Linked DNA regions of Homo sapiens: region 2 is linked to region 1. A link is a loop called in an ENCODE intact Hi-C map of the cell type or tissue named here. Cell type or tissue: dorsolateral prefrontal cortex. All regions are shown on one strand. Region 1 overlaps DPP6 (dipeptidyl peptidase like 6). Region 2 overlaps DPP6 (dipeptidyl peptidase like 6).

Region 1 (5,000 bases):
TACTGCCCTGCTAGATTTTGGACTTGCATGGGTCCTGTAGCCCCTTGGTTTTGGCCAATTTCTCACATTTGGAATGGCCGTATTTACCCAATGCCTGTACCCCCATTGTATTTAGGAAGTAACTAACTTGCTTTTGATTTTACACGCTAATAGACAGAAGGGACTTGCCTTGTCTCATATGAGACATTGGACTGTGGACTTTGGAGTTAATGCTGAAATGAGTTAAGACTTTGGGGGACTGCTGGGAAGGCATGATTGGTTTTGAAATGTGAGCACATGAGATTTGGGAGGGGCTAGGGGTGGAATGATATGATTTGGCTCTGTCCCCACCCAAATCTCATCTTGAATTGTAATTCCCACAATCCCCATGTGTCATGGGAGGAACTTAGTGGGAGGTGATGAATTATGGGGGTGGGTCTTTCCTGCGCTGTTCTAGTGATAGCAAATAAGTCTCATGGGATCTGAGGGTTTTAAAAAGGGGAGTTTCCCTGCACCAGCTCTCTTCTCTTGTCTGCTGCCATGTGAGACGTGCCTTTCACCTTCTGCTGTGACTGTGAGGCCTCCCCAGCCACATGGAACTGTAAGTCCAATAAACCACCTACTTTTTAAAATTGCCCAGTCTCGAGTATGTCTTTATCAGCAGTGTGAAAATGGACTAATACAACTTATGAGTTGAATTTGGGGTGAATTTACATTATATTGAATGTCAGGTAAGGAGACTGAACTCTATTTTGTAGTTCGTAGGAAGGCCAGCCTAGGGAGTTTTCATGGAGGGAAAAGTTAATGGAGACTGCTCTGTTGACAGGATGTAAATAGCAGCTGGGAAGGAAAATGACAACATGCAAAAGAGTCTTTTAAAGACTCTAGTGAAAATGTTTCACATGCCTGTGACTCAGTTCTGATGATGGCTGTGATGCTCATCATCAAAAAACTTGAACTTGTCTTTTAAGGTCTCTATCTGGTCAACAGCAGAATAACGGCTACCATGGACGGTTCTATGTGTGGTCCTGGATTTCCTAAGAATTCTCCTGATCCTTGCTTCCTCTGTTTCTGCTCTAGAAGGGAAAATTGGAGATCAGAGAGTTGAAGCTACACCTTGCAATACAGTACAGCCTTTATTTACACTATTAAAACCCCTTGGCCAAATGGACAAAGTGACAGGCTTAGCCCTTTGTATGTTTGTCCTTATATTTGCTTATTCAACAAGTATTCACAGAGCATCTTCACTTGCCAGGCCAGGTGATTCATAAGGAAACAGAGCCTCAAGGTAAAATCCAAAGAGCATGTGGTTTGAAGCCAATAGACAGGTACTCCAGTCCCAGGTTCCATGCTTACTACCCAATTGATTGCTGCCTCTCAGCCATTCCTTTCTTCACCTACACGATGTACCTGACCAGGCTTTTCTTATGTAACTACTGGAGGCAAGGTGGGCTCTCTTGACTGAAAGCACTCTGGGAACACACAATTTTGGCCACCATAAATGACATTAAAGAATACAACTTTTGCTTTAGAATCTGCGATTATTGTTTGACTTTAGCTAAGTAAGCATTTTGTCAAATCTAACAGCAAAAGCTTCTCAGTAAAGGAGCATTTCAAGAAACCTGTGACCCTCATAGCCACAACATTTAAGATCAGCATCAAATATTTTGTGTAAAGGTTCCACAGATGTTTGATTTTTTGGGGTAAGGAAACTGAGGCTTACAGATGTTTTTGAGACTTAAAGAATTGACACGTCAGTCTCTAAATGAAAAACTGCGATTAAAACCCAATGCTTCTGCATCAGGAGGACTAGCTAATGGTTGCTGGGCTTAATATCTGGGTAATGGGTTGATCTGTGCAGCAAATCACCATGGCACATGTTTACCCATGTAACAAAGCTGCACATCCTGCACATGTACCCTGAAACTTAAAAGTTGATGAAAAAAAACCAATGTTCCTGATTTATAGATAAGTAATAAAAACAACAAAGTATCCTTTTAGCTGAATGATCCCTGCTTGCTAACATTGATGAATTTAGAAATGTGTCTTCAGTTGACCTCTACTCACTATTATTTTTAATTAGTTTTCTTAACAGCCTTAATAGTGTTTAGAGCATTTTATGAAACAGTGCCCTCTAGTGGCTAAGGATACACTTTTAAATTGCAATAACAGGTGCTATTTTTAGCTAGCTGGAGAATTGATGGCGAGGCTGGCATTTAAAGAGATGTATTATCTTGTGGCAGATGTGTATATTGTACATGTGTAGCAAATAAGCATGAAGACAGTTACTGTCTGGCTTGTTAACTAGGTGTATGATTTCTTGATCACCGACCTATTAAATCACTTATTAATATATAATCTTATCGTGAGTGTAAATTTAGCTGCCTGTCATTTATAATAACATTAGCGATGTGACGTATGATCATTTGAGCAAGAGCACTGCTTTCTGCCAAAGCCAAGAGCCTCAATAATTATTTTTAAACTGTAGTTAGGTATGATTTAAAAGAGATGTGAGTACAAGAATAGATAACTCAAGGATCAACGTATGGGACCTAATTTTTATGAAAAATTACTCCTGTCTCATTCTTCTTTTCTTGTCCAACAGATCATTACAACCCAAAAGCTCAATACCATATTCCTCAAAATGCAAATTAAATACTGCCTCTCAAAATAGCCTTTCTTAACTAAAAATATCCAAGTTTATCTTTTACAAATTTAGGCAGTTTTTGGTTAAAAAGACAAAACGGTAATGGAAAATATACAGTATCAGGGTGTTTTTTTTTTTTGCTGTGGAATGCTATTAAAATTACATGTTTTTGAAACTTGTCGTTTGTGGTTTTAAATCCTCAATCATGCATTACCTAATATATGCATATCTGGGTCCATGCAGTCAAAGTTACCATGTTGAAAGAGATTTTGCAGTTTAGGAAAGTAAGGATCATAAATGTTTAGTGAATTAAGCTGACAAAAACTATTCCATTTTGTAATTGCAGAATCAGAACTAGGAGACTGTCTCTTGACTACCTGGAATGTATGATTTACACTTGTGTTCTGGACAGCAGCATCTGGAAAGTCTAAATACTGTAGTCTCTTCAGAGACTTCCAACTCAGATTCCTGGGATTCCAGAGCTGGCAGGATCCCCTGTAGTCTGGCACAGACCTCTCAGCCCATACTAATCCTTGGCTTAATTTTATTCTGAAAGACTTTTTAAAATAAACTTTTTATGTTTTAGAATAGATTTACATATATAGCAAAGTTGCAAAGGTAGTACAGAAAGTTTCCACATGCCCCAAACCCATTTTCCCCTATTATTATCATCTTATATATTATGCAACGTTTGACACAATGAATTAATAGTATTGATATAATGCATCACTGTTAGACAAAATTTATGCTTAATTCAGATTTTCTTAGCTTTCACCTAATGTCCCCTTTATCTCCCAAGGATCCCATCCGGGACACCGCAGTGCATCTCTTTCAGTTCCTCTTGCTGTGACAGCTTCGCAGAAGTTCCTGTTTCTTGATTTGGGTGACCTTGACAAAAGGGTACTTGAGGAACATGGGTCACGTCTTTTATAGAATATTCTTCAATTGCATCATTTCTGTTTTGTTTTGTTTCATTTTCCCTCCTAAGTAGACTGGGTTTATAGGGCTTTGGGAGGAAGACTACAGAAGTAAAATGCCTTTCTCATCACATATCTAAGGAACAGGCTATCAACATGATTTATGGCCATTGGTGTTGACCTTGATCACCTGGCTAAAGTCGTACTTGTCATTTTCTCTACTGTAACTACATTTTTTTACCCCTCTTTCTATACTGTGCTCTTTGGAAGGAAGTCACTATGCATAGCCCTCACTTGGAGTGGAAGGCAATGCTCTTTCTTCTTGAGAGCAGGGTATCTGTAGAAATTACCTGGAATTCTTCCATATGGAAGATTTGTCTACTCTCCCCCATTTATTTATATTTATTTATCTATAAATTATGTATTTATTATTTATTTATTGAATCATTTATTAATATCAGTATAGACTTAGAGATACTTATTTAAGACTGTTGGAAGTCATTGTTTAATTGCCAAGATTTGAAAAAGTTGATTTTGACAATGTTTGCAATCTCATTGCTTTTCTGGAAGAGATTTTTGGAGATCTTAACTCTGCTATTTGGATGTAGCTCCTTTTTTTGTAGGATTTTACACACAGTTTTTTTTTTCTCAGTTTTTGTTGTGTTCAGAATGGCCTGAACTCTGACACAGTTGATATTGGATGATATTCTTATCCCTTTCAATGCTCTCAAGAATTTTCAGTAAAGATTTTTTAAGTTTCACAATTTTTTGTGCTACCAGGAGAAATGTGTCTTTAGAGGGTGACTATTGAATATATAGAAACCCACATTCCTGAGATTTTTTTGTGTTTAATGGTATATTTCATAATAATACAACTATCTTAAAAAGAATCACATTGGCATATTTACTCTGCATTATTCAAATGGCTAATGCTTTGAGAAGGAACATCCTCTTTATAATAAAATGAGTGCTGTCTTGTTTGGCTTATTTAGTATCAAATTAATGTGATACTCAGTGTTTCATTAAGTTCCTCCAAATAACCAATTTTAAAGCAACTTCTTCATTCTTTCATGGATATAATGCTAAAGGCGTAAAAAGATGATGACCCATATTATCTGAAAGAGAAAAACATGATTTCTCCTTTCTCTCTTAAAATTAAGATCTATATTTATGATAGCAAAAGTCAGGTGCTTCTCTCCCCACCTTTTAGAAGCTGCTTAGTGTGATCAGGGGATAACTACAGAGAAGCGCTATCAAACATTTCTTTCTGCACTTTCAGTTAGGAGGATGATGAATGCATACATACACATTTTCCCTTTCTAGTAGCAATAGATTAACACTGTTGGGAATAATTCCCCTAGAAAGTTTTCCGAGAGCCTGGAAATTTCACATCATACTTTTCTAGCCCTGGGTCACTGTGAGTTTGCCAAAGCCTCCAGCAGATAGATAAATTGGTT
Region 2 (5,000 bases), 240 kb after region 1:
GCAACCTGGCAGAACCCAGGAAGGGTGAAGCCTCTGCATGCTGGCCACTCAGGCCTACGATTAGCCCCTCCCCAGCACATCCGTGCATTCAGCGCAAGGCCAAGCTCCATCCAGTCGATGGAAATGGGCACCTGAGCCTCAGAAACACCCAAAGAAGAGAGCACCTTTCAGCTCTTCATGGAAGAAAGCGAGCCAGCCAGCACCTTCTTCTTTTTGCAGGAATAAATATGTCTGGCACCTGGATTATTTTATTTAAAAGGCCAGCTGTGTGGACACCATGCCTATAAAGTATTGGGATTTTTAATGAATGTTAACCAAGGAAGAGCCCAGCTAGGATACTTCCTGTAGGTGTCACTTTGTGGAGGTCTTAGGTGCTATCCAACCCTAAGGACAAGGCAGCCAGGCCAGCTGAAGGATTTCAGATCAGCTCTTTCTCTGCTCACCACCCTCATTATTATCCACTTCTTTTATGGGTCCACTCAGATGCTCATGCTCACAGTCTTACCTCCCTTCTCTCCATCCAGAAAGGTGAAACCTCACCCACCGCCATGTGGCTCCCACATCCCAGTGTCCTGCATCTGTGTCTCCAGAAACATGGCAGAGATAGAAGAAATTTACATGTAGCAAAATTCATCTCTTCAAGAAGATATTCCAACACCTGACAGTGGCCCACACAGTCCTCATTTACTAGGGAATCCTATTTCGAGCCCCTTCTGGGCGCCCAGATTGGATGAGTCACTATGGATTGCAGTGCCCCACCCAACGGGGTACCTGAAAAAGAGGAAGAAAGGGAGGCAGGGAGGGAAGGAGATGAAGGAGGTCCAAGACAGGGACCCTTCCCTTGAGGAACTGATACACAGTCAGTCCGATGGAGGCCAAGACCACCTGCAGGAAGCAGCTCCTTCCTTCCATTATTCGAGTGGGATTCATGCATTTATTCTGCACCGAAGCCCTCTACCAGGTCCTCCAAGGGAGACAGAGATGCTTTAAGATCTGGACCTGCCTTCACAAAGTGTATATCCTGCAAGATGGTATTGAACCACATCCTAATTACATGGCACAAATCTTTCACACATTTAGACACTTTTGGCAGAATGGTATCTTCTGATTTAAAACTGCAGAAACATGAAAATTAGAAAACCAAACAACCATTAATGCATTAACTCAAGAGTTCATTCCTAAAATCCAAATTTCCTTCTCTGGAGATAGGACCAGATCATAGCTCCCAATCTTTTCTCCAGTTTTTGTTTTACGACATTTCGGATTTGAGATTCTGTAAGAAGTGACCTAATGTGAGCATTTCCTGATATGGAGGAGACGCAAAATAGCTCAGGGAAAAAGTTGATCATTAGAAAAATCTGTGGTTGTCCCACTGTCTCATCGTGCCACTGGGAGTTTCTGGCCTCCGCTGGCATCTCTGATGAATGTTCTATGCCAGGACAAAGAAGGCGGGCATGGGCCAGGCAGTCCCTCCAGTCAGGGAACGGTGGCCTCTCCCAGCTGCCTTGGTGTTTAGGAGGCCCTGTAAGGGTATTTGGGATCTCAAGAGCCTCTGGGACTTACGGGCAAAGGGCAGACCTTAAGAGCCAGTCCCTCCTCCCCCAAAATGTTTAGCAAGCCAGAAATTCCCCTTTACTGCTAAGTCAAAGGAAGATGTTCTTTGACTCTTCAGGGAGCATAACGTACCATCCTTTGATGGTCATACACATTAAAAGAAGATAAAGCCAGAAATAAAAGGGAAAGAAACAGTTATATGATTTTGGTGGGAATTTGCAGAAATACAGGCTGAAGCTGAAGTCTTCCATCAGGTGAGGTTTTTTCCATTGATCTCATCTCTCGGGCTCAGCTCTTTTATCTCCAGCGCATTTTGGATGTGGCTTCTCTTTCCACCTGCTGGGCCTTTAGATAGAGTACTTCCTTTTGTTTCAAGGTAGCATTTAACTGAGTCTGGAAAAACCATCATTAAGGGAAAATAAAGCTGAAAGATGAATTGAAAACTATGTAAAAGGGCCCTTTCAGGCTGCCGGAGAGATTGCCTTTCCAGCCTAATGAGCCTGTGCTGCCTCTGATTCAGATGGTGCAAGGACAGGAGAAAAGAATGGAGTTTTGTGCACTGCGATTTTCCAAAGCACATAATGCTTAGTCATTTGGGGTGTTAGGAAAGAGAGAAAGTCGGAGCGGAGTGTGTGGTGAAGTGAGAGAAAGAAAGAAGGCTGAATTTTCGTTAAGCTGCTCAAATGCCTGCTTTAACAAAAGTCTGCCAGGGCTAGAGGTGATTAGCCATCAGTGCTGCTGCTGTTTTTGCTGTCGTTTTTGCTGTTGCTGAAGTTTAAAGGTCCTGTGCCCCTTGGTATATACGCAGGGGATTGGTTCCAGGACCCCTGCATTACCAAAATTCAAACATACTCCAGTCCCAGTCAGCCCTGAGGACCCAGGTATATGAAGGGGTATATACGCAGGGGATTGGTTCCAGGACCCCTGAGTTACCAAAATTCAAACATACTCCAGTCCCAGTCAGCCCTGAGGACCCAGGTATATGAAAAGTCAGTCCTCCATATACAGGGATTTCACATCCCTCAAATACTGTACTTTCCATATGTATTTGGTTGAAAAAATCTGCACATAAGTCGACCCACGCAGTTCAAACCTATATTGTTCAAGGGTCTGCTGTCCCGTCCTTATGTGGGATGGTGACAAGCGGCCCTGTGTCCCATGGCGTGCAGCTGAGCGGCCTTGGTGCAGAGGTGGATTTGCAGCCAGTTGTCCACACATCCTGGATCCTCCCGGTGCGTCCTGTGTAATGGGTTAACTGGACCTGCCTAAGCCTGGGCCTCCCACCCCTCAAAAGCAGCTTCTCCAAGCTTTCCTACTTAAATTTCTCCAGCCACAGAGAGAAGCATTTATTGTCTCTCACCACACCCGCCCCCCAGTATAGAAGAAAGGAAGACTGGGGAATTGATCTCTCAGAGCACTTGGAGAAGCCACACGTCAGCAGCCAGTAAAGCTAGAATGAAAATCTGAGCGATCAAGGCAATGGAATAGAAAGTCAAAACCCAAACTTCATCTCTTCCCCACTAAAGGAACGGGAAGGGACACTGCCACCTGGCGGCCAGCCGAGGCATGTTCGGGGAGCCGATCCTCCTCCCTGGGCCCCCCACGGTGTTGATTTGTGGGAATTTGCAGATCTCTGATGATAATGAGGGGATTCGCAGTGTGTGATATGCAAATAACACAGCTCTGATTAGTGAAGGAGGCTGCGAGCCTTGCAAGGTAAAAGCTCCATTTGCCTTCTGGCTTGATGTTCGCTGATTTCTTTTTTAACCCCCCATTTAATTCTGCTCTCGGCACCTTGGATAAAATATTTAGTGGCAGGAAAAAGGCAACAGATGCAAGCAGGAATAAATAAGATTTTCTGTATTTAGAATGAGGCCACGTATTTCGGAGCACAGATCTATCAGGCATGTTATTTATGTCTTTTGCAATTTCCCGGGACCCAGATTTCTCAGGGTGCTTTGATTTTTCTCAAATATCTACAGCAGTAGGGGTCCAGGGAGCCCAGGGAGCACAGCCAGGCACTCACTCACAGTCAGAATCCAGGGGGCTGTGTTATTTAGGATGATCCGAAACGCGACCTTGCTGCCTGCATTCTGTTTTGATATGTATCTTGCCTCATTAAAAGATGACAATCTGCAATACTGATATTACTCAGGCAGATGGATTTCCCAAATGCTGGGCTATAGCCTGGGCTGCCAGACTGCATGAGGTTTAACATGGAAAATTAACTGCAGTCTTGTTCTCTGGTCTGCCAGGTCCAGCAGTGTAGTGGAAGGAGCAAAGGAGCAGGAATCAGGAGACTCACCAGGATCTGCCCTCTCCTGTCCTGTGATCCTGAGAAAATGGCTTGGTCTCCTCATCCTGGAGGTCTCCATAGTGGAGTGGGCTCAACATCACACCTGGAGTCAAGTCAAGGCTCCGCACGTCCCAGTGACCTAGAGCCAGTTGTCAACATCTCTGAGCCTCAAAATTCTCCTTTATAACAAATAATGTAAGCAGATCCACAGTCACTAGGAAGATTACAATAGAATTGCCAGAGTATCTAGCATTCAGTAAATATTTATTAACTAGATAGAAAAAAAATGTACCAGGCTTAGTAACACCCGGCCTTCCCATCTCATTAGAGGCTAGAATGCTCAATGGACACAGGGTGTGTCTTAGTCTGTTTTGTGTTGCCATAAAGGAATACCTGAAACTGGGCAATTTATAAAAAGAAGAGTTTATTTGCCTCAGGGTTCTATAGCCTGTGCAAGACACATGCACCAGCACCTGCTTAGCTTCTGGTGAGGCCTCAGGCTGCTTCTACTCATGGCAGAAGATGAAGTGGAGCTGGTTGTACAGAGATCACATAGTGAGAGAGAAAGCAACAGGGTGTTTAGGAGGTGCCAGGCTCTTTTATAACAGCCCGCCCTCACAGGAGTGAAATCAAGCGAGAACTCACTCACCCTTGGGGGAGGCCATTAACCTTTTCATGAAAAATCCACCCCCATGACCCACACACCTCCCACTAGACCCCACCTCCCATGACCCACACACCTCCCACTAGACCCCACCTCCAACATTGGGGATCAAATTTCAACACGAAGTTTGGAGGGGACAGGAAGCCAGGCCATAGCAGGGCATATAGCATTGGCATCAAAGCTAGGGTGTTGATTGGTTATGAATATTGTTGGTCCTGCCTCATTTATCAAGGAAAGAAGAAAAAAGAAGACTGTAGAAAGACTAAGTTCAGGGTATACATGAGTCTTCAAGAGAAGCCAGACAACATTCCAGGATTTCAGAAAGGGGACATGGCTGAGCTGGGTCTTCTCTTTGTGGGGAGACATGTCATTGGGCCTCTGAGTTCCAAAGACACAACCTGGAAAAAGCACAAAAAGACTGTCTACTTAGAAGATTTAGGATTTCCCGCATAGTCCCCAGGGCCTCCTCTGATCCTTTGACCAAGA

What was found. A loop is a pair of places that touch in the nucleus more often than their neighbours do. Peaks named below come from ENCODE experiments on the same cell type or tissue, not always from the same donor. Only the 100,000 strongest peaks of a DNase experiment are listed, where the experiment ranks them.
Region 2: a loop joins it to region 1, with 2.5 times the contacts of the local background. A loop is called at or near these places in 1 of 110 quality-filtered maps.

The regions. Positions count from the first base shown.
Region 1 is chr7:154,502,045-154,507,044 of GRCh38, forward strand. The region is part of intron 3 of DPP6 (dipeptidyl peptidase like 6); the gene reads left to right. Among named protein-coding and RNA genes, the nearest start is that of PAXIP1-AS2, 420 kb to the right of the region's middle. In dorsolateral prefrontal cortex, CTCF peaks have their summits at 2,109 (motif pointing left) and 2,310; no DNase peak of the experiment used is centred here.
Region 2 is chr7:154,741,312-154,746,311 of GRCh38, forward strand. All of the region lies in intron 8 of DPP6 (dipeptidyl peptidase like 6), which reads left to right. Among named protein-coding and RNA genes, the nearest start is that of PAXIP1-AS2, 180 kb to the right of the region's middle. In dorsolateral prefrontal cortex, CTCF peaks have their summits at 3,106 (motif pointing left) and 3,311; a DNase peak (open chromatin) is centred at 3,110; H3K27ac peaks cover 4,459 bases.